3 separate regions of the Homo sapiens genome follow, and regions 1 and 3 are each linked to region 2. The links are chromatin loops, found by intact Hi-C in ENCODE. Cell type or tissue: mammary epithelial cell. All regions are shown on one strand.

Region 1 (8,000 bases), 250 kb after region 2:
ACCTGTAATCCCAGCACTTTGGGAGGCTGAGGCGGGCGGATCACCTGCGAGACCACTCTGGCCAACATAGTGAAACCCCATCTCTACTAAAAATACAAAAAATTAGCTGGGCATGGTGGCGGTGGCGGGCGCCTGTAGTCCCAGCTACTCGGGAGGCTGAGGCAGGAGAATCGCTTGAACCCGGGAGGCAGAGGTTGCAGTGAGCCGAGATCGTGCCATTGCACTCCAGCCTGGGCAACAAGAGCAAAATGCCATCTCAAAGAAAAAAAAAAAAGAGCTTTTGGTCTTTCAAACAAACTACATTAAGAAGAGATTCCTACATTTTAAAAACTTAGGGCTCCGAGGTCAGGAGATCGAGACCATCCTGGCTAACACGGTGAAACCCCGTCTCTACTAAAAATACAAAAAAAAATTAGCCTGGCGTGATGGCGGGTGCCTGTAGTCCCAGCTACTTGGGAGGCTGAGGGAGGAGAATGGCGTGAACTCGGGAACAGAGGTTGCGGTGAGCCGAGATCACGCCACTGCACTCCAGCCTGGGCGACAGAGCGAGACTCTGTCTCAAAAAAAAAAAAAAAAAAAAAAAGTAGAGCTGAAGCCTAGGCAATATAGTGAGACCCTGTCTCCACAAAAAAAAAAAAAAAAAAAAAAAAAAAAAAATAGAAAAAATTAGCTGGGTATGGTGGCAGGCCTGTGGTTCCACGTACTGGGGAGGCTGAGGTGGGAGGACTGTTTGAGCCTGGGAAGTTGAAGCTGCAGTGAGTCGTGATTGTGCCACTGCACTCCAGCCTGGGCAACACAGAGAGACCTTGTTTCAAAACAAACAAACAAAGGAACAAACAAACGAACTTAAGACTGGACACAGTGGCTGCTGCCTATAATCCCAATACTTTGGGTAGCTGAGACAGGAGGATTGCTCGAGCCAGAAGTTCAAGGTTACACTGAGCACGTGAACGTTACATGCACCACCGCATTCCAGCCTGGGCAATAGAGCGAGACCCTGTCTCAAAAATATTATTAATAAATTAAAAATAGGCCAGGCGCGGTGGCTCACACCTGTAATCCCAGCACTTTGGGAGGCCGAGGTGGGTGGATCACCTGAGGTCAGGAGTTCAAGACCAGCCTGGCCAACAGGGTGAAACCCCATCTCTACTAAAAATACAAAAAAAATCAACTGGGCATGGTGGCGGGCGCCTATAATCCCAGCTACTTGGGAGGCTGAGTCAGGAGAATCACTTGAAGCCAGGAGGTGGAAGTTGCAGTGAGCCGAGATGGTGCCACTGCACTCCAGCCTGGGCAACAAGAGTCAAACTTGGCCGGGCGTGGTGGCTTACGCCTGTAATCCCAGCACTTTGGGAGGCCGAGGCAGGTGGATCATGAGGTCAGGAGATCGAGACCATCCTGGCTAACAGGGTGAAACCCTGTCTCTACTAAAAATACAAAAAATTAGCTGGGCATGGTGGCGGGCACCTGTAGTCCCAGCTACTCAGGAAACTGAGGCAGGAGAATGGCGTGAACCCGGGAGGTGGAGCTTGCACGGAGCCGAGATCGCACCACTGCACTCTAGCCTGGGCGACAGAGCGAAACTCTGTCTCAAAAAAAAAAAAAAAGAGTGAAACTCCGTCTCAAAAAAATAATTAATTACAAATAAATTTTTAAAAATTAAACAGTAAAAACTCAAGTAAAGTCACGTGGAACTGCCAATCAAAGCTTTGGATCAGTGGAAGAAAATCCATTGCTCCCACACTGAATGGATATAAAGCTTAGCCAAAAACAAAGATACTTAACATGGTCATGAACCTCTGCTGCCTTGTTTTGGGTAAACACGTCATTTCTGTCCAGGTGTCTGAAATACCAAGGATGATACAGCTAATACTTAACTGCTAATACTAAAACAGCTAATACTTAAACTGCACTTACTTTGTGTCAGGAATTCCATTTTTTTGTTTTTTTTGAGACGGAGATCTGTCTCCCAGGCTGGAATGCAGTGGCGCGATCTCGGCTCATTGCAACCTCCGCCTCCCGGGTTCAAGTGATTCTCCTGCCTCAGCCTCCCGAGTACCTGGGATTACAGGCACGTGCCACCATGCCCGGCTGATTTTTGTATTTTTAGTAAAGACAGGATTTCACCATGTTGGCCAGGCTGGTCTCGAACTCCTGACCACAGGTGATATACCCCCCACTCATCCTCCCAAAGTGCCAAGACTACAAGCATGAGCCACTATGCCCGGCCTGTGTCAGGAACTTCTAAGTGAGATATATAATGATATATAACTCATATGATATCTATCATTTGCTACATACAGAGTATGTACACACGTATGTATTTATAACATACATATCCATTTAGTCCTCAAGAAAACTCTATCAGGCAAATGCCATTATTATCGCCAATTACTATAATGCCCAGGGGAGGAAACTGAGGCACAGAAGGGTCATTATTATTTTTGCCAAGACCCTCATACTTATGACTTGGAAGGGCTGGGATTTGAAACCATACAACCTGGACCTCCAGTACTTGGGCCTCACCACTATGCTAGACTTTGGGACTTCTAGCAGATAGAAGAAGTCCATCCAAACCTTCAGTTTACAGGATCACCCACATGGCCCAGAGAGGATTAGCAAATGCCCTCAGGTCACACAGCAGATTTGGGTGCTTCTCCTACCAGCCCACATTGCCTCCTAAGGTATGTTTAACATCTTTAATGTCTATGGGGGAAGGGCCCTAAACGTTTCTGAAGAAACCCACTCCTCCCTGCAAGCAGCGCTGTGTGCTCCACCCCCAGCCAGCACCAAAGCATATGTGAATACCTGCAGGGACTGATGCCAGCTGCATTTGGGCCCCAGTTGGGCATGGCCCTCACCAGAGAGCAGTCCCTGTTGTCCCTGGTGCTTGTCACAGCACCAGTTAGTGCATTGAGAGTATGGTTCATGGAGGAGAAAATATTTTCCCAGCCGGGCATGGTGGCTCCCACCTGTAATCCCAGCACTTTGGGAGGCCAAGGCAGGTGGATCACTTGAGGTCAGGAATTCAAGACCAGCCTGGCCAACACAGTGAAACCGCATCTCTACAAAAATACAAAAATACAAAAATTATCCGAGCATGATGGCAGGTGAAACCCCCGTCTCTACGAAAAATACAAAAAATTAGCCAGGCGTGGTGGCGCGTGCCTGTAAGTCCTAACTACTCGGCAGGCAAAGGTGGGAGAATCTCCTGAGCCAGGGAGATAGAGGCTGCAGTGAGCCAAGCCACTGCACTCCAGTCTGGGCAACTGGAGTGAGAGAGACCCTGTCTCAAAAAAAAAAAAAAAAAAAAGTAATACACATGGCCAGCCGCAGTGGCTCACGCCTGTAATCCCAGCACTTTGGGAGGCCGAGGCTGGCAGATCACCTGAGGTCAGGAGTTCAACACCAGCCTGGCCAACATGGTGAAACCCCTCTCTACTAAAAATACAAAAATTAGCCAGGCGTGGTGGCAAGTAGTGCCTGTAATCCCAGCTACTTGGGAGGCTGAGGCACGAGAATCACTTGAACCAGGAGGCGGAGGTTGCAGTGAGCCGAGATCGTGCCACTGCACTCCAGCCTGGGCGACAGAGTGAGACGCAGTCTCAAAAAAAAAAAAAAAAAAAGACACGCTTATTGTTTATAAACTAAAACAGTATAGAAGTGTATAAACTAGGCTGGGCGCGGTGGCTCACGCTTGTAATCTCAGCACTTTGGGAGGCCGAGGCAGGCGGATCACGAGGTCAGGAGATCGAGACCACGGTGAAACCCTGTCTCTACTAAAAATACAAAAAATTAGCCGGGCGTGGTGGTGGGCGCCTGTAGTCCCAGCTACTCGGAGAGGTTGAGGCAGGAGAACGGCGTGAACCCGGGAGGCGGAGCTTGCAGTGAGCCGAGATTGCGCCACTGCACTCCAGCCTGGGCGACAGAGTAAGACTCTGTCTCAAAAAAAAAAACAAAAAAAAAACCAAACAAACAAACAAAAAGAAGTGTATAAAGTAAAAAATAACAGTGCACTGTGACCCAAATCCATTTCTCAGAGAAAATCATTACTATGAACATGGAGTGTCCACACATGTACACGCACTCACGGGCCACTTCACCAGCTTGGAGAACAACCCTAGCCACAGTGCTTGCGGTTGCTTTTTTAACCAATCTCTCCTGCATCCTCATTCATTTATTGTTAAGAAGCCCAGCATCTCCCTCTTGAGGTCTCTTCCAGAATAGTCTGGGAATCCCAAGGACTCACTCTGTCCAAAGAAGGCCAGTCCTACTCTGCAAGGCCTAGTGGTGCACTGCGTGGGCCCCGAGGCAGTCCTCTCAGTTCACTCCAGGAGCTCAGCTCCCTGAAAGGAAAATGATGCCAAGCCAGGCGCAGTGGCTCACACCTTTAATCTTAGCAATTTGGGAGGCTGAGGCAGGTGGATCACTTGAGGTCAGAAGTTCAAGACCAGCCTGGCCAATATGGTGAAACCCCATCTCTACTAAAAATACAAAACTTAGGCCGGGCACAGTGGCTCACACCTGTAATCCCAGCACTTTGGGAGGCCGACGTGGGCGGATCACCTGAGGTCGGGAGTTCAAGACCAGCCTGACCAACATGGTGAAACCCCATCTCTACTAAAAATACAAAAATTAGCCAGGCGTGGTGGTGCATGCCTGTAATCCCAGCTACTTGGGAGGCTGAGGCAGGAGAATCGCTTGAACCTGGGAGGCAGAGGTTGCAGTGAGCCGCGATCGAGATTGCGCCATTGCACTCCAGCCTGGATGACAGATCCAGACTCTATCTCAAAAAAAAAAAAAAAAAAAAAAAAAGAAGAGGAAAGAAAGAAAAAGGAAATGACGCCAGAGTGGGCAGGTCCAACAGGACTTTCAGCCCAAACCACACATGGCACCTGTGTCCCTCACCAATGCCTGGCCTCTGGCACTGAGCTTGGGTCACCTGTCCACATCTACTTCCCATGGAGTGAGTTATTTCCTTTGAGGCATGAGTGTCCTCTCTGCCAGCTGGACAGGACTGTCCTGATGGGTCAGATAGCAGCTAATCCTATCAGGAGAGAGGAACTGGGGCCCAATCTCATTTCTCTTGGCGGTCCCCAGACTAGCCACAAATTTGCCCACCTCCTGCCAGGTTAAGAGAAAGGCAGTTTTGAGAGTTGATTAAGAGCATGGAGTTTCCTGTAATCCCAGAACTTTGGGAGGCCAAGCTGGGAGGACCACTTGAGGCCAGGAGTTCAAGACCAGCCTGGGCAATATAGTGAGGCCCCATCTCTACAGAAATTTTAAAAATTAGCTGAACGTGGTGATGCGCACCTGTGGTCCCAGCTACTTGGGAGGCTGAAGCAGGAGGATCACTTGAGCCCAGGAGTTCAAGGTTGCAGTGAGCCATGATTTGTGTTTCAGCCTTAGTGACAGAGTGACACCCTGTGTCACAAACAAATAAACAACAACAACAACAAAAGGCCAGGCTTGGTGGTTCACACTTGTAATCTCAGCACTTTGGGAGATAGAGGCGGGTGGATCACCTGAGGTGAGGAGTTCGGAACCAGCCTGGCCAATATGGTGAAACCCCGTCTCTACTAAAAATACAAAAATTAGCTGGGCGTGGTGGTGGGTGCCTGTAATCCCAGCTACTTGGGAGGCTGAGACAGGAGGATCACTTGAACGTGGGAAGTGGAGGTTGCAGTGGGCTGAGACTGCACCATTGTACTCCAGCCTGGGCAACAAGAGCGAAACTCCGTCTCCAAAAAAAAAAAAACAAAACAAAAAAAAGAGCATGGAATTGGACTGCTTTAGGTAAGTTCCTTCCCCACCTGTCAAATGAAGTGATAACAACAGCAAAAGACCGAATGTTAATACCTACGGATAGATCACTTAGCACAGTGTGGGCAGATAGTAACTGCTCAATAAATGGGAACTACTGTTACATACCTGTATGTAGTTCTCTAATATCCCTATTTTATAAAAATGAGGTCCCCCCATATTTTTCTTAGCTTCCTTTTGTCAATTAATATATCATAGACATTTTTCCAGGTCTGCACATGTAGCCTCCTCTATGTGAGAGCCGCATGGCCTTCCAAAGGACGCCGTCCATGCAAGAGGCTAAACTATGTCTGTGGGTTCAAAACCCTCAGTCTGTGCCATGGTGCTTTAAAACTTGGAAATGGCTCATACCTGTAATCCCAACACTTTGGGAGGCCAAGGTGGGAGGATCGCTTGAGCCCAAGAGTTTGAGACAAACCTGGGCAACATGTGAAACACTGTCTCTACAGAAAATACCAAAATTAGTATTTTTGGTGTGGTGGCATGTGCCTGTAGTCCCAGCTATTTGGGAGGCTGAGGTAAGAGGATCGATTGAGCCCTGGAGTTCAAAGCTGCAATAGCCATAATTGCACTCCAGCCTGGGCTACAGAGAAGACCTGTCTTAAGAAACACAAACAGGCTGGGCGCGGTGGCTCACGCCTGTAATCCCAGCACTTTGGGAGGCCCAGGCGAGGGGATCACGAGGTCAGTAGATCGAGACCATCTTGCACTCCAGCCTGGGAGACAGCGAGACTCCATCTCAGAAAAAAAAAAAAAAAGAAAAAGAAACACAAACAAAAACAAACTTGGAAATTAGTTAAGGTTTAGTTCAGTTAGATCAGTTAAAGTTTAACTGTTAAACTGTCACCTGCATTTTTATTTCTTTGTCTGGAAATGTGTGTTTGTCTTTCTGTTCATTTGACTTCTAACCCACATGGGATGGGTTTTCCTAACTTGGGAGAAGCAGGTGAGAGGTCAGCCTCCACAGGGTGAGGCTGTCAAGGAGGAGGGGGGAACCAGGACAGCCAGTGGCCAGGGCAGGACAAAAGAAGGCCGGCCATCTTTGTTTTGTTTTGTTTTGTTTTGTTTTGTTTTGTTTTGTTTTGTTACGAGGCAGAGTCTTGCTGTGCCTCACCCAGGCTGGAGTGCAATAATGAGATCACAGCTCATTGCAGCCTCCATCTCCCGGGTTCAAGTGATTCTCCTATCTCAGTTTCCCGAGTAGCTGGGGCTACAGGCGTGCGTGTGCCATCACACCTGGCTAATTTTGTATTTTTAAAAATTATTTTATTTTATTTTATTTTATTTTATTTTGAAACGGAGTCTCGCTCTGTCACCCAGTCTGGAGTTCAGTGGCACGATCTCGGCTCAGTGCAAGCTCCGCCTCCCGGGTTCATGCCATTCTCCTGCCTCAGCCTCCTGAGTAGCTGGGACTATAACCGCCTGCCACGACGCCCAGCTAATTGTTTTGTATTTTTAGTAGAGACGGGGTTTCACCTTGTTAGCCAGGATGGTCTCGATCTACTGACCTCGTGATCCACCCGTCTTAGCCTCCCAAAGTGCTGGGATTACAGGCGTGAGCCACCGCGCCCGGCCTATTTTGTATATTTTTAGTAGAGATGGGGTTTCACCATGTCTGCTGGGCTGGTCTCGAACTCCTGACCTCAGGTGATCGTCTACCTTGGTCTCCCAAAGTGCTGGGATTACAGGCGTGAGCCACTGTGCCCGCCTTTTTTTTTTTCTTCTTTTTGTTGTTGTTGGTTTTATTTATTTATTTGGACAGAGTCTCACTCTGTTGTCTGGGCTGGAGTGCAGTGGTGCAATCTCAGCTCACTGTAACCTCTGCCTCCCAGGTTCAAACGATTCTCCTGCCTCAGCTTCCAGGGTAGCTGGGATTACAGGCGCCCACCACCACACCCAGCTTATTTTTGTGTTTTTGGTAGAGACAGGGTTTCACCATATTGACCAAGCTGGTCTCAAACTCCTGATCTCAAGTGATCTGCCCACCTCGGCCTCCCAAAGTGCTGGGATTACAGGCGTGAGCCACCGTGCCGGGCCATGCGCCATCTTTGTTTCTGTTCCAGATGCCTGGGAGTCCTTCCATCTCTTCCCTCACCCCCCACAGCCAACCCTTTAGCAAGGACTTTTCCTCAATATTTCTCATATCTGCCTCTTCCTTCCACCCCCACGGCCACCAC
Region 2 (8,000 bases):
ACAGTGGCTCACTCCTGTAATCTCAACACTTTGAGAGGCCAAGGCAAGAAGATTGCTTGAGCCCAGGAGTTCCAGACCAGCCTGGGCAACATAGTGAGATCCAGTCTCTACAAAAAATAATTTAAAGATTAGCCAGGTATGGTGGCACATGGCCTGTAGTCCCAGCTGCCGGAAAGGATCACTCAAGCCCAGGAGGTCAAGGCTACAGTGAGCACGAGAATCGTCTGAATCTGAGAAGCAGAGGTTGCAGTGAGCCAAGATCACACCACGGCACTCAAGCCTGGGCGACAGAGCGAGACCCTGTCTCAAAAAATAAATAAATAAATAAATTTAAAAAGTGGTATATTCACACAGTGGAGTGCTACTACACAGCAGTGAAAATAAATAATAAATGTATAACTACAGGCAACATCGTGGACGAATCCCATAAACATAATGTTGAGTGAAGGAAGCCAGACAGAAAAGAGGACAGGATTCCATTTACGCAGAGGACAAAACCAGGTTAAAATCTGCAAGATCAGGATACTCCTTCCTTGTGGGAGGAATTGTAGAAAGTGGGCTCACAGGGGTTCATGGGGGCTGGCTGTGTTCTGTGTCTTTATTTGGTTTCTGGCTATATGGTGTGCTCACTGTGTATACACTTATTTCATATATATAATATTTCAACTAAAACTGTACCCCTGCTTCTCTGCCATGGGCTGATGTGCGCTCCCCAAAAATCCATATGTTGAAGTCCTAACCCCCAGTATCTCAGGATGTGATCATATTTGGAGATAAGGTCTTTAAAGGGGTGACTGAAGACTGGGTAAGCTGGGCGCGGTGGCTTACGCCGGTAATCCCAGCCCTTTGGGAGGTCGAGGCGGGCAGATCACCAGAGGTCAGGAGTTCTAGACAAGCCTGGCCCACATGGCAAAACCCCATCTCTACTAAAAATACAAAAATTAGCTGGGCATGGTGGTGCATGCCTGTAATCCCAACTCCTTAGGAGGCTGAGGCAGGAGAATCGCATGAACCTGGGAGGCAGAGGTTCCAGTGAGCCGAGATTGCGCCACTACACTCCAGCCTGGGTGACAGAGCAAGACTCTGTCTCAAAAAAAAAAAAAAAAAGACTGGGTGAGGTGGCTTACACCTGTAATCCTAGCACTTTGGGAGGCTGAGGTGTAAGGATGGCTTGAGCCCAGGAGTTGGAGAACAGCCTGGCACTGTAGTGAGACCCTCCCCCCATACAAATTAGCCAGGTGCAGTGGTACCTGTCTGAGGTCCTAGCTACCCTGGAGGCTGATGCAGGGGGATAGCTTGAGCCCAGGAGGTCAAGACTATCGTGAGCCGTGATTGTGCCACTGCACTCCAGCCTGGGCAACAGAGCGAGACTGTCTCTAAAAACAAAAACAAAGCATAAAGAGGTGACTAAGTTAACATGAGGGGCTGGGCGCAGTGGCTCACGCCTGTAATCCCAGTACTTCGGGAGGCCGAGGGGACACTTGAGGACAAGAGTTTGAGACCAGACTGGCCAACATGTGAAACTTCATCTCTACTAAAAATACAAAAATTAGTTGGGCGTGGTGGTGCATGCCTGTAATCCCAGTTACTCGGGAGACTGAAGCAGGATAATCACTTGAACCGGGAAGGCGGAGGTTGCAGTGAGCCAAGATCATGCCACTGCACTCCAGCCTGGGCAACAGAGCGAGACCCTGTCTCAAAAAAAAGTTAAAATGAGGTCTTTAGGGCAAACCCTAATCCAGTATGATTTGGGCCTTTATTCGGTTACTGGCTACATGGCGCGCTCACTCTGTATACACTTATTTCATGTATATAATGTCAATCAAAATAGTACCCTTGCCTCTTATAGGAAGAGGAGATTTGGACACAGATGTGTACAGAAGAAAGATGATGGGAAGATGGCCATCTACAAGCCAAGGAGAGAGGCCTGGGAAGAAGCCACTATTCCCATCCCTTGATCCTGGACTTCCAACCTCCAGACTGTGAGAAAATCAATTTCTGCTATTTCAGCCCCCCAGTCTATAGTAGTTTGTTAAGGAAGCCCAAACTAATACAACCCCCAAAGGTAAATTATATGCAATCATATGGAATAAATGCAAAAATGTCATTATGTGGAAAAAGACAGTAGAGAATTGTATATCGTATGCCACCATTTGCTTTTAAAAAGAAGTGGGGGAATGTGTGTGTGGTGTGTGTGTCTGCATATACTGTGTACATGTACATACATATATACATATATAAATCATCCCAGATCATCTCTGGGAGAATATGGAGGAAACTGCCATCAGTTATTGTTTTTCATTTATTTTTTATTTATTTATTTTATTTTTTTTTTTTTTTTGAGATGGAGTCTCGCTCTGTTGCCTAGGCTGGAGGGCCATGGTGCGATCTTGGCTCACTGTAACCTCCACCTCTCGGGTTCAAGCAATTTTCCCTGCCGCAGCCTCCTGAGGAGCTGGGATTACAGGCACCCCCCACCGCTACCACATCTGGCTAATTTTTGTATTTTTAGTAAGGGTTTCGCCGCATGGCCAGGCTGGTCTCAAACTCCTGACCTCAGGTGATCCGCCTGCCTCAGCCTCCCAAAGTGCTGGGATTACAGGCATGAGCCACGGTGCCAGGCCTTTTTTGTTTGTTTGTTTTAAATAGAGACAGGGTCTCACTATGTTGCCCAGGCTGGTCTCGAAGCCCTGGCCTCAAGTGAACCTCCTGCCTTGGCTTCCCCAAAGTACTGGGATTACAGGCGTGAGCCACTGCGCCCAGCCAGCTGTTGTCTTTTAGAGGGGAACTGGAGGCCTACATAAAGTTGGTTTCGTTTTCTTTTGTTTTTTGAGACAGAGTCTCACTCCATCGCCCAGGCTGAAGTGCAGTGGCACAATCTTGGCTCACTGCAACCTCCACCTCCCCGGTTCAAGCAATTCTCCTGCCTCAGCCTCCCGAGTAGCTGGGATTACAGGCATGCACCACCACAGCCGGCTAATTTTTGTATTTTTAGTAGAGACAGGGTTTCACCATATTGGCCAGGCTGGTCTCAAACTCCTGACCTCAAGTGATCCGCCCACCGTGGCTTCCCAAAGGGCTGGGATTACAGGCGTGAGCCACTGCACTCAGCCCTACGTAAAGTTTTAACCCAGTTAAGTATATTTTTTAAATCACTAAATAGTTCACACATATGCAAATGTTTAGAGAAAAACAATGAACACCAAAATATTCAAAAAGACTAATGTTTGGAAAGTACTCAGAATTGTATTCCCCAAAAATTCATTCCCCCAAGACCCACAGGCCTCAGGGGTCTGCAGGTCTCTCTCAGGGCCAGAGACGGGGAAGGGGCCACCTGGCAAGGGCGGTCCTTGGCACCTTCCCCCCTTTACAGAAGAGGTGTAGAGATGAGGGTCTCACTATGTTGCCCAAGCTGGTCTCGAACTACTGGGCTCAAGCAATCCTCCTGCGTCAGCTTCCCAATAGCAGGACACCCTGAGAAGTCTGAAGGCTCACGCCCAGACCCACGCACAGGTCTAGTTTTGGTCCACAGCATGGCGTGGGTGTGGCTTTGGAGTTGGCGGCAGCTGAAGGCTGGGTGACGTTAGCAAGGTCTCAGCCTCAGTCTCCTTATCTGAAAAACTGGATAGTAATTCCCTCTTTATACTGCGGCCATGAAGAAGAGGGCTGATGTGGGTGGAGTGACTGGTGGGGCAGGCGCTCTGTAAGTGGCTGTCAGCAGGGCAGGGGCTGGGCTCAAGCCTGTGACCACACTGCTCCAAGCTGGACACACGGTGGCGCCCTCGTCCCACAGGTGCAGCACCAGTTCTAGCCTCTGGTGGCATCGGTTACTGGAGGGAGGGAGGGAAGAAGAGAGGAACGGAGTTATATTTGCAAACACACTGCCCACTCTGGGCCCTAGGGGTGGAAAAGTGAATGAGGACCACACAGTTCCTACTCAAGGAGGCTGGATTGGAGGGGCTGGGAGCCCCAAGGAGGAGAGGAACGTGGGAGAGGGCACTGCCTGGGGATTTTGCAGTGGGTTGACTGGTGGCCCCCCTGCAAAAGACACGTCCACCTGGGACCAGGGAATACAGTCTTATTTGAAAAAAGAGTCTTTGCGAATGTAATGAAGATAAGAATCTCGGCCGGGCGCGGTGGCTCACTCCTGTAATCCCAGCACTTTGGGAGGCTGAGGCTGGCGGATCACCTGAGGTCAGGAGCTCAAGACAAGCTTGACCAACACAGCGAAACCCCCTCTCTACTAAAAATATAAATAAAAAATTAGCCAGGCGTAGTGGCGGATGCCTGTAATTCCAGCTACTTGGGAGGCTGAGGCAGGAGAATCGCTTGAACCCGGGAGGAGAGGGTTGCAGTGAGACCAGATTGCACCATTGCACGCCAGCCTGGGTGACAAGAACGAAACTCCATCTTAAAAAAAAAAAAAAGTAAGGATCTCAAGATGAGATCGTCCTGGATTATCCGTGGGGGGCCAAATCCACTGACAAGTGTCCTTACAAGAAGAGAAGATGCTGACACAGAGGGAGCTACACGGAAATGTCGGCAGAGGCAGGAGCGAGGCTGCCATAAGGCAAGGACACCTGGAGCCACCAGAAGCGGGAAGAGGCAAGGAAGGATTCTCCCCTAGCACCTTCAGAGGGAGCGGGGCCCCTCCAACACCTTGATTTCAGACTTCTGGATTCCAGAACTAATCATTTTTGTTTGTTTGTTTTTCAGTGACAGGGTCTTGCTCTATTGCCCAGGCTGGAGTGCAGTGGTGTGATCATAGCTCACTGCAGCCTTGACCTCCTGGGCTCAAGCGATTCTCCCACCTCAGCCTCCCAAGTGGCTGGGACTCCCAGCTCACACCACCATGTCCAGCTAATTTTTTAAAGTTTTTTGTAGAGATGAGGGTCTCACTATGTTGCCCAAGCTGGTCTCGAACTACTGGGCTCAAGCGATCCTCCTGCGTTGGCTTCCCAAAGTGCTGGGATCACAGGCGAGAGCCCTGCACCTGGCGTGGAGAGAATAAATTTTTATTGTTTTAAGCCACCAAGATTGTGGTCATTTGTTACAGCTGCCACAGGAAACTAATAGAGATGTTTAAATTTTCTTCCTGCCACTCGGTTCACTGACTCCCACTCCTAATAGCCTACAGGATTGTGCCCAAGGCCCCAAACTCCTGGCCCCCTACTTCCCCCCAAAACCCAAACTCCACCACACCCACTGCTCTCCAAACACACAGGCTATTTGACACCTCTGCACTCTTGCTTTGGCAGCTCTCTGTCTGGGATGCCCTTCCCTTGCTGATCCCCTGGACGACTACTACAGACATTTCAAAGTCCTCCTTCAACATCCCCTGCTAAGTATATTAGTATCTTCTGAATCAATGGCTTCCAGGACACTCACACTCCTCCATCTCCCTCAGCCCACTGTGTTCCTCGCTCCTTGTTTCATCACCAGCAGCTCAGCTACATGCCCCACCCCCTCCACTAGTCCTCTCCTGGCCTCTCCATCCCCAGAACTAATGCCCTCGTTCAGGAACCCCATCTCCCACCAGGCTTCTTGTGCCTACTCCTAACTGGTCCCTCTGCCCTGGTCTGGCCCCTCCAGTCCATCACCACTCTGTAGCCCTGGCGTTCAGCTCTACCATGTCACTCCTCTGCTCAAGAGCCTTCCATGGCTCCCTGCTGCCCTGAGGAGAATATCCAAAGGGAATGATAGTATCTTCAAATGCTCCTTCCCACCTCTCACCCCACCACTGTCCAACACATCCATGTGCTACACACCTCTGGGCATTTGCACAGGCAGTGGCCTTCCCCTGGCATGTCCTCTCCCTGTCTGCCAGGCATGCTCCAACCCATGTCTTGGGCAGCCCCTCCCACAGTACCCACCATTCAGCAGTGGCATCAGCTAAAACATCACAAGGCTGACCATACACCAGGTGCTGTCGTAAGCTCTTTACATGTGTTAACCCTTTGGATTCTCATAACAACACCAGGAAAAAGCCACCATTCCTGTGTCCAGCTCACGGATGGGAAAACCAAGGCCCAGATGGGAGAAGAACCATTCAGAAGTGGCAGAAGGAGGCCGGGCACGGTGGCTCACGCCTGTAATCCCAGCACTTTGGGAGGCCGAGGCGGGCGGATCACAAGGTCAGGAGATCGAGACCATCCTGGTTCACACGGTGAAACCCCATCTCTACTAAAAATTCAAAAAATTAGCCAGGCGTGGTGGTGGGCGCCTGTAGTCCCACCTACTCAGGAGGCTGAGGCAGGAGAATGGCGTGAACCTGGGAGGCGGAGCTTGCAGTGAGCCAAGATCGAGCCACTGCACTCCAGCCTGGGCGACAGAGCAACACTCTATGTCAAAAAAAAAAAAAGTGGCAGAAGGAGCCAAACCCAGCCTGCACTGTCAACCCTCCTGGTAGGGGCCTCAGAATTGTTGAACCTCCCCTTACCCATACCAAGCCCAAATGCACCACCCTCTCCTCCGTGGATTCCAAATTTTGTAAACACATCCCTCACTGTGCTGTGCAAGGGTTACCCCGATTACACGGTGGTCTTCCCCTCCCAGAAGCCCCCGGAAAACTTCACTGTTCTTGTCTAGGTCCCTGGTAACTGGCACAGTGCAGGAGTTTAATAAACGAGAATGAATGAGCTCATGAGCAAATGGTTTCCAGGGAAATTGGGCCCTGGGGATTTCTCACCCTCCTCAAAGAACAAATTATGCAAATTCTCTGGGACCAGGCCCTCTGCTTTCCTCCTCCCCACTAGGTTTCTGGGAGGGTGTCTGGGCTCACCAGAAAGTGCCCCGGGCTCTCTAGTGGCCCGTTTCCTGATTACAAATGAAACTAGGGCTTAAAGCTGGTGAATCACTAGCAACTGCCAGCCAGGGCGTGCTGGGTGTCAGGTGGGGTGGATGGGAGAAGGCAGGCTCACAACCAGACTTCCCTACTACTCCTGCCACCCCCAACTTTGCCATCGTGGCATGACCTCCCCAGCCACTGATGACACTAGCTAGGAAAGAGCCTAGCTCTGGGGGCTAGACAAGCTTGAGCAACTCCTGGACTGTCCACACTCCTATCCCTGAGCCTACCACCCCTGGGTCCCAGGAACCCACAGCCTGAACCATTCGCAAACCTCTTTCCCAAGCCCAGTCTCAGGTAACTCAGGGATGGTATCCAGGGAGGTACTGTATCCCCATTTTAGAAATACAGAAACCAAAGTTCAGGGTGAGGGAACTACCCAAGACCACCCCAAAGAAAGTAAGTAGGGCCTAGGAAGTTGAACCCCAGTCTTCTGCCTCTCCAGTGGGGTTTAAAGCAGAACTGGCCTTTTTTTTTTTTTTTTTTTTTTTTTTTTTGAGACTAGGAATTGCCCTGTGGCCCAGGCTGGAGCGCAGTGGTGCAATCATGGCTCACTGCAGCCTGCTCAAACTCCTGGGCTCAGGCGATCCTCCTGCCTCAGCCTCCTGAGTAGCACCACCATGCCCAGCTCATTTTCTTTTCTTTTCTTTTCTTTTTCTTTTTGAGATGGAGTCTCGCTCTGTCACCCAGGCTGGAGTGCAATGGCATGATCTCAGCTCACTGCAACATCCGCTTCCCAGCTTCAAGCAATTCTCCTGCCTCAGCCTCCCAAGGAGCTGGGATTACAGGCATGTGCCACCACACCCTAGAGATGGAGTCTCACTGTGTTCATTAGGCTGGTCTCAAACTCTGGGCCTCAAGCATTCGGCCATTTCTTGATTCAAACGTCACAAACTTAGAGGGCAAAAGAGTGAAAAGTAAGGATCCCAGCTCCTACCCAAGACTCCTGGAGGAATTTCATCAAGTGTTCAAGGACCCTGAGGCAGGTTGGGAAACTGCAAACCAGTGGGTAAGAGCCCATGTCCAGGTGGACGCCTCACAAGTCACAGGGTTTTTGTGATGTTGGGCAAGTTTCTTAGCTTCTGTAGGTCTCAGTTTCCCCATCAGTGAAATGGGAACAAATCTTAGTACCTACTGCGACATAGGATTGTGG
Region 3 (8,000 bases), 53 kb after region 2:
CATCCCAGCCTTTTGAACCAGGAAGCCTCCGTCTCAGGGCCACGCCAACTTATGCACGTGTGGTGCTGGGTGGATTTACAGAAAAGATCATCAGGTTCTGTGTCCACCTTCTTATAAGTGGCAAGAAGATTTTCCATCTCTGTGTCTTTAGAAATTGAAGATATAAACCAAGCTGCTTCTGTGACTTGGGTGGTCCTTGAGTGCTCTTCCTCAGAGACAGGTGACCTGAGTCCTGAGTGCAGTTCCTTCTCCCTGGCCCAGGCCACACAGTCTTTCCATGGATAGTGGAGCCTTTTTTTTTTTTTGAGACAGAGTCTCGCTCTGTTGCCCAGGCTGGACTGCAGTGGTGCAATCTCGGCTCACTGTGACCTCCACCTTCCAGGTTCAAGTGATTCTCCTGCTTCAGCCTCCCAAGTAGCTGGGATTATAGGCACCCGCCATCACGCCCGACTAATTTTTGTATTTGTAGTAGAGACGAGGTTTCACCATGTTGGCCAGGCTTTTCCTGAACTCCTGACCGCAGGTGATCTGCCTGCCTTGGCTTCCCAAGGTGCTGGGATTACAGGCGTGAGCCACAGCGCCTGACCTGAGCCTTCTGCATCTTAATCACCCAGTCACAGCTGTCCATGCGGGCGGGTACCTGGGGATGGTGAGGAGAGGCTAAAACAACAGAAGCAATGAAGCAACGCTGCTCACCCCAGCATTCCCACCCCACCCCCAGCTTCTGGCAGGATTATATCTGCCAAGGACAGGACTATATCCGCCTCAATCTTTGTGTTTGCCAAGCAGGGAGAGGAGCATTTATCCATCTCTAATGTGGTAAACAACCAAAGGAGGTCCCCCGCCAAGTGCAGCCCTAGTCGCAGGAGCACACCCACTCCCAAGGCTTCTGATCCACCCTGAGCACCTATGGCCACTGGAAACCCCCACTCTTACTGAAGTCTGTCCCTGGGGGCAATCCCCTTCCTCTCACAGTTGGCCCCAGCTCTGCCCTGGGCCACACAGATTCTGCTGCCATCACTGCTTTTCTGATGATTGCAGTCTCAGGACCATCTGGGCTGCCTCCCCGCAGCACCCCGTACATATACAAGCCTCCTTCCTCAAGGGGAAACACCTATGAGCCCCCAGGGCCTCATCTCCCAGAATCAGAATCCAAAGGATTCCAGAAGCAGCTTGGTTTAAATGGACATTTTCCTGAAGGCCAAAATCAACAGGTACAGGCCTTCAGGGAAATGTCCATTTCAGAAGCTGACCCTTTATTTTTAGGATGGGAGCAGGACCTAGGTGCCGTAATACCCTTGCAGGTCAAGTTCACAACCCCCGAGACCCACCAACCAGAGCGGTCATGAATTCTCCCCTAATTCCCAGAGCCCCTGGGGAGACCATGGGCTGCAGGAGAGCAGATGAGACTGTGGCTGGGTGTCCAGAGCTGCTGCCTGCTCCGGCACCTTCATGGAATGGCATTGGCCTCAAGTCCTCGCTGCCTCTTACTGGCTGTGTGACCTTGGGCAGGCCAGGTAGCCTCAGCTTCCTAGAGAATGTATGTAATGGGCTTGGCATACAGAATATGGCACATAGTAGGTACTCAACTATTATTATTCTGTATTTAATAGCTAATTGGCTGGCATTTGCTCAGCACTCTGCATACATTGGGCCATTGCGAGGTCTCTCGCCTGCATCTTAGTTTGCTAATTAGGTGCTTATCTGGGACCTTCCTGGAGCAGGCATTCTCTGCTCCATTCTCTCCTCTGTACGCGTGACAGCCCCAACCCTTGTTCCCCCAGCAGGAGCAAAAGGGGTTGGGTATGATGACCTCCAGCTCAATGTCTAAGGATCTCTGGGTTTCAGTTTCCCCCTCGGCCAGCTCCTCCTGCCCCTACCAGCCACCTCCCAAGCTGGGGATTTCACTGGCCCACCTTTGTTCCCTGCAGAATCCTAGAGTCCTCCAGCCCTTCCCTCTCTGGCCTTCACACTCCACATCCTCAGCCCAGCACAGGAGCCAATTTTGCAAAGAGGTAAAGAGACCTCACCACTGCTGCACCAGTCTGTCCATTTCCTAGCAGGCAACTGGCACTTGTTTGGTTTTATAAATTAAGGTTTCGATTCTTGGCCAGGCGCGATGCCTCACACCTGTAATCCCAGCACTTTGGGAGGCCAAGGGTGGTGGATTACCTGAGGTTAGGAGTTCAAGATCAGCTCTGCCAACATGGTGAAACCCCATCTCTACTAAAAATACAAAAATTAACCGGGCATGGTGGCTCATGCCTGTAATCCCAGCTACTCAGGAGGCTGAGGCACAAGAATCATTTGAACCCAGGAGGTAGAGGTTGCAGTGAGCCAAGATGGCACCACTGCACTCCATCCAGCCTAGGAGACAAAGCAAGACTCCTTCTCAAAAAAAAAAAAACAAAACAGTTTCAATTCTTGTATAATATGTTGCTAGTGGGAATGTAAAATGTTGCAGCTGCTATGATAAATAGTTTGGCAGTTCCTCAAAAAGCTAAACATGGAATTACCCTATGATCTAGCAATTCTACTCCCAAGTATGCACATACCCAAAGGAATCGAAAGCAGGAACTCAAACTAATATTTGTAAACCAATGTTCATAGCAACATTATTCATCAGACCAAAGGTGGAAATACCCAAGCATCTACCAACAGATGAAAGGAGCTAACGGCCCGGCGCGGTGGCTTATGCCTGTAATCCTAGCACTTTGGGAGGCTGAGGCAGGAGGATCACGAGGTCAGGAGATCAAGACCATCCTGGCTAACACAGTGAAACCCTGTCTCTACTAAAAAATACAAAAAATTAGCCGGGCGTGGTTGCGGGCGCCTGTAGTCCCAGCTACTCGGGAGGCTGAGGCAGAAGAATGGCATGAACCTGGGAGGCAGAGGTTGCAGTGAGCCGAGATCACGCCACTGCACTCCAGCCTGGGCCACAGAGCAAGACTCTGTCTCAAAAAAAAAAAGAAAAGAAAGAAAGAAAGGAGCTGGGCATGGTGGCTCATGCCTGTAATCCCAACATTTTGGGAGGCTGAGGCAGGAGGACTGATTGAGGCAGGAGTTCGAGACCAGCCTGGGCAACATAGTGAGACCTCATCTCTACAAAAAAAAAATTTTTTTTTAATTAGCCAGGTATGGTGGCACACACCTGTAGTTCCAGCTACTTGAGAGGCTGAGGTGGGAGAATCATTTAAGCTTCAGAGGCCAAGGCTGCGAGCTGTGATTGCACCACCGCACCCTAGCCTGGGCAACAGAGAAAGACCTTGTCTCAAAAAAAAAAAAAAAAAAAGATGAATAGATAAACAAAATGTGGTATATACAAACAGTGGAATTTTTTTTTTTTTTTGAGAGGGAGTCTTGCTCTGTCTTCCAGGCTGGAGTGTAGTGGCATGATCTCGGCTCACTGCCACCTCCGCCTCCCGGATTCAAGCAATTCTCTTCCTCAGCCACCCAAGTGGCTGGGATTACAGACACCCGCCACCATGCCCAGCTAATTTTTGTATTTTTAGTAGAGACGGGGTTTCATCATCTTGGCCAGGCAGGTCTTGAACTCCTGACGTTGTGATCCACCCACATCAGCCTCGCAAAGTGCTGGGATTACAGGCATTGAGAGAAGAGAGACAGATCCTCTCATATTGTGTTATATTGTCTTATACTCAGAAAAGGAAAGAGAAGCAAAACTAAAGGCAGGTAGCCTGGCGCCTAGGAACCAGACCCGAAAGCAAGGAACCAGACCTGAAACCAGGCCTGGGCCTGCCTGACCTAAGCCTGGTAGTTAAAGATCGACCCCTGACCTAACTGGTTATGTTATCTATAGATTCCAGACATTGTATGGAAAGGCATTGTAAAAATCCCTGTCCTGTTCTGTTTCGTTCTGATTATCGATGCATGCAGCCCCCAGTCACATACCCTCTGCTTGCTCAATCCATCACGACTCTCTCATGCGGACCCACTTAGAGTTGTGAGCCCTTAAAAGGGAAACGAATCGCTCACTCAGGGAGCTCGGCTCTTCAGACAGGAGTCTTGCCTGATGCTCCTGGCCGAATAAACCACTGCCTTCTTTAACTCGGTGTCTGAGGAGTTTTGTCTGTGGCTCGTCCTGCTACAGCATGAGCCACCGTGCCCAGCAGACAATGGAATATTATTTAGCTATGAAAAAGGATGAAGTGCTGATACATGCTGCATGCTACAGCATGGATGAAACTTGAAAACATTATGTTCAATGAAAGAAGCCAAACACAAAAGGACAAATATTGTATGATTCTACTCATATGAAATATTTGCAATAGACAATTTATAGAGACAGAAAGTAGATTAGAAGCTATCAGGGGCTGAGGGGATGGGAGAATAGTGGAGTTACTGTTTAATGGGTATAGAGCTTCTGTTTGGGGTGATAAAAAAAGTTTTGGGACTAGATAGTGGTGATGGTTGCACAATGTTATAAATGTAATAAATGCCACAGAATCCTACATTTAAAGATGGTTAAAATTGGCCAGGCGCTCCCCGCCCCGGACGGAGTCTTGCTCTATCACCCGAGCTGGAGTGCAGTGGTGCAATCTCAGCTCACTGCAACTTCCGCCTCCCGGTTCAAGCCATTCTCCTGTCTCAAGAAGGGTGGTTGTCAACGGGGTGGTTTAGATGTTTGAAGAGAGAAAGCATTTACCTCCCCCTGCTGGCCACTAAGAGAACAATATAAATTAGGAAGAAAAACAGCTTTTCAATTGCTAAACCTCTACTTAAAAATATGACAATTAAGACAAGCATGTGATTAAAACACTTCACACAGCTCAAAAGGGCTTTACAGGGAAAAGCAAGTCTCCCTCTTTTCTCAATCCCCACAGCCAATATCTCTCTCATGCTTGTTTCCAGGGATATTCTATGTGCTACGCAGATGAAAACATGCCAGACACTGACTGCGTCTTTTTTTTTTTTTTTTTTTTTTTGGAGATGGAGTCTCTGTCACCCAGGCTGGAGTGCAGTGGTGTGATCTCGGCTCACTGCAACCTCTGCCTCCCGGGTTCAAACAATTCTCCTGCCTCAGCCTCCCAAGTAGCTAGGACTACAGGCGCGTGCCACCACCGCCGGCTAATTTTTTGTATTTTTAGTAGAGACAGGGTTTCGCCATGTTAGCCAGGACGGTCTCAATCTCCTGACCTCATGATCCGCCCACCTCGGCCTCTCAAAGTGCTGGGATTGCAGGTGTGAGCCACCGCGCCTGGCCCTTTTTTTTTTTTTCTCAGACAGGATCTCACTCTGTCACCCAGGCTGGAGAGCAGTGGCAGTGACTCAAACATGGCTCCCTGCAGCCTCAACCCCTTAGGCTCAAATGATCCTCCTGCCTCAGCCCCCCAGGTAGTTGGGACTACAGGTACATGCCACCACATCCGGCTAATTTTTATATTTTTTGTAGAGACATGGTATCGCCATGTTGCCCAGGCTAGTCTTGAACCCCTGGGCTTAAGCGATCCTCCTGCCTTGGCCTCCCAAAGTGCTAGGGTTACAGGCATGAGCCACCATGCCTGGCCTATACTGGCTGTTCTGTACTTTGGTTTTATTCCCTTAACAGCATATCTTGGAAATTGTTCCATCTCAGTGAAACACATTTCTCTTTTTTTTTTTTTGAGCAGAGTCTCGCTCTGTCGCCCAGGCTGGAGTGCAGCGGCGCAATCTTGGCTCACTGCAAGCCCTGCCTCCCGGGTTCACACCATTCTCCTGCCTCAGCCTCCCGAGTAGCTGGGACTACAGGCGCCCGCCACCACGCCCAGCTAATTTTTTGTATTTTTAGTAGAGACGGGGTTTCACCATGTTAGACAGGATGGTCTCAATCTCCTGACCTCATGATCCGCCTGCCTCGGCCTCCCAAAGTGCTGGGATTACAGGCATGAGCCACCGTGCCTGGCCAACACTTTTCTCTTTCTAAAGGCTGGGATGTATTCCACCTTCGACATTTTCAGCCAGTCACCTACTGGTGGACATTTAGGTTGTTTCTAGTCTTTGACTTTTACGAGCAAACCTGCATGATCCTCTGTGAACGTGGCCCTTTGTGCAAGCGTGTCATGATTTCTAGGGGACAACTGAGCGCTGACTTTGTGCATATGCTATCACTTTAACCACATGCCAACCCTTGAAGTAGGTATTACAGTCTCCATTTTACAGAGGAGCAAACTTAGAGAGGTTAGGTAATTTGCCCCAAGTTGCCCAGGAAGTAAGAACCCAGGTCTGAGGGCAGGGTTGACGCTAACCCATCAGTGCTTTTGTGCAAATTAGGAAAAGGTATAACCCACCCCAGGATGAGGGGTTTGGCAGATGGAGGTGAGCTGGATGTCTGGTTGAATGCTTAGCCAGGTGCTATGTGCAGTGCGCAACCTGCCCAACCGTTCACGGTGGCGCTGTGGGGTTCCTGAGTTGTCACCTGAAGGTGAATTGTGGGTTCAGGTCTGGAGGTCAGTGAAAAAGTGATGGATATGAACTGGATAAAGGCCAAGTGTTTGTTTGCATTCATTCCATTCATTCAACCACCATCTCCTGAACCTCTGTGAGTAGGGCCCATGGATATACAGAGAAGCAAGTAGAAATGGCCCCTGACCCAATCCAGCCCTTTCCCAGCAGAAAAAGAGACCCACAGCAAAAGGCAGCCCAAAGGGAAAAGGCGTTTCGTGAGGGCAGAGAAAAGGCCCACAGGCTGGGAGGCAGGTGACAAAGCTCTGGGGCTACTGGTTCTGTGACTTTCAGCAAGCCACTAATCCACTCTGGACTCAAATGAGACTTGGACCAGCACCTTCTAACTGTAGGCTGCCAAAGAGAACAGAACAGAAGATATCAGTATGCCTGGCACGTAGGGTAAGTATTGCCGTGTGAAACTTGATTATGTGTGCGTGTGTGTGCACGCGTGTGCGTGTGTGTGTGTGTGAGTCAGAGATGGAGTTTTTTGTTTTTGTTTTTTACTTCTTGAGACGGAATTTCACTCTTGTTGCCCGGGCTGGAGTGCAGGGTCACAATCTCGGCTCACTGCTACCTCTGCCTCCCGGGTTCAGTGGATTCTCCTGCCTCAGCCTCCCGAGTAGCTGGAACTGCAAGCACACGCCACCACGCCCAGCTAATTTTGTATTTTTAGTAGAGATGCGGTTTCCCCATGTTGGTCAGGCTGGTCTCGAACTCCTGACCTCAGGTGATCCGGCCACCTCGGCCTCCCGAAGTGCTGGGATTACAGGTGTGAGCCACGGCGTCCGGCCTAGTCAGAGATGGATTTTCCATGACGCTAATAGACCTTAAATTCCAGGGCTCCTCCCTTGTCTTGGGAGAGACCTTAGCAAGTGTTCATGTGTTGAACAGTTTGCAAAAGTAAGAGGTTTTTTTGTTTGTTTGTTTGTGTTTGAGATGGAGCTTCACTCTTGTTGCCCGGCTGGACTGCAAGGTCATGATCTCTCTCACTGCAACCTCCACCTCCCAGGTTCAAGCGATTCTCCTGCCTCAGCCTCCCAAGTAGCTGGGATTACAGGCACGCGCCACCATGCCTGGCTAATTTTTTGCATTTTTAGTAGAGATGGGGTTTCTCCATGTTGGTCAGGCTGGTCTCGAAGTCGTGACCTCAGTGATCCGCTCACCTCGGCCTCCCAAAGTGCTGGGATTACAGGCGTGAGCCACCATGACTGGCCCAAAAGTAAGAGTTTTAAGTCACAATCAGGGCTGCTGCTATCTCTTTCCACTGACTTGCTCTCTGTCACACTTCCCCTGGGGAAGGGGATACTGAGGTGGCCATAAGCGTTTTTGAGACCCCACTAATGGGTAAGTTGGACATACACTTAATTTAAAGTTTGCCAGGCATGGTGGCTCACACCTGTAATCTCAGCACTTTGGGAGGCTGAGGTGGGTGGATCACTTGAGATCAGGATTTCGAGACCAGCCTGCCTAACATATAGTAAAACCCTGTCTCTACTAAAAATACCAAAAAAAAAAACACAAAAAACAGGCCAGGCGCGGTGGCTCACACCTGTAAT

What was found. A loop is a pair of places that touch in the nucleus more often than their neighbours do. Peaks named below come from ENCODE experiments on the same cell type or tissue, not always from the same donor. Only the 100,000 strongest peaks of a DNase experiment are listed, where the experiment ranks them.
Region 1: a loop joins it to region 2, with 5 times the contacts of the local background. A loop is called at or near these places in 5 of 110 quality-filtered maps.
Region 3: a loop joins it to region 2, with 10 times the contacts of the local background. A loop is called at or near these places in 102 of 110 quality-filtered maps.

What each region holds. Positions count from the first base shown.
Region 1 is chr22:37,787,804-37,795,803 of GRCh38, forward strand. No RefSeq gene overlaps it. Among named protein-coding and RNA genes, the nearest start is that of H1-0, 13 kb to the right of the region's middle. In mammary epithelial cell, a CTCF peak has its summit at 4,211; a DNase peak (open chromatin) is centred at 4,208.
Region 2 is chr22:37,535,223-37,543,222 of GRCh38, forward strand. No RefSeq gene overlaps it. Among named protein-coding and RNA genes, the nearest start is that of CARD10, 20 kb to the left of the region's middle. RefSeq lists enhancers at 2,726-2,935, 3,042-3,543, 3,544-4,043 and a silencer at 3,662-3,851. In mammary epithelial cell, a CTCF peak has its summit at 3,779 (motif pointing right); DNase peaks (open chromatin) are centred at 3,779 and 6,809; H3K4me3 peaks cover 155 bases; H3K27ac peaks cover 1,976 bases.
Region 3 is chr22:37,588,050-37,596,049 of GRCh38, forward strand. No RefSeq gene overlaps it. Among named protein-coding and RNA genes, the nearest start is that of LGALS2, 12 kb to the left of the region's middle. RefSeq lists an enhancer at 2,669-2,748. In mammary epithelial cell, a CTCF peak has its summit at 4,673 (motif pointing left); a DNase peak (open chromatin) is centred at 4,622; H3K4me3 peaks cover 270 bases.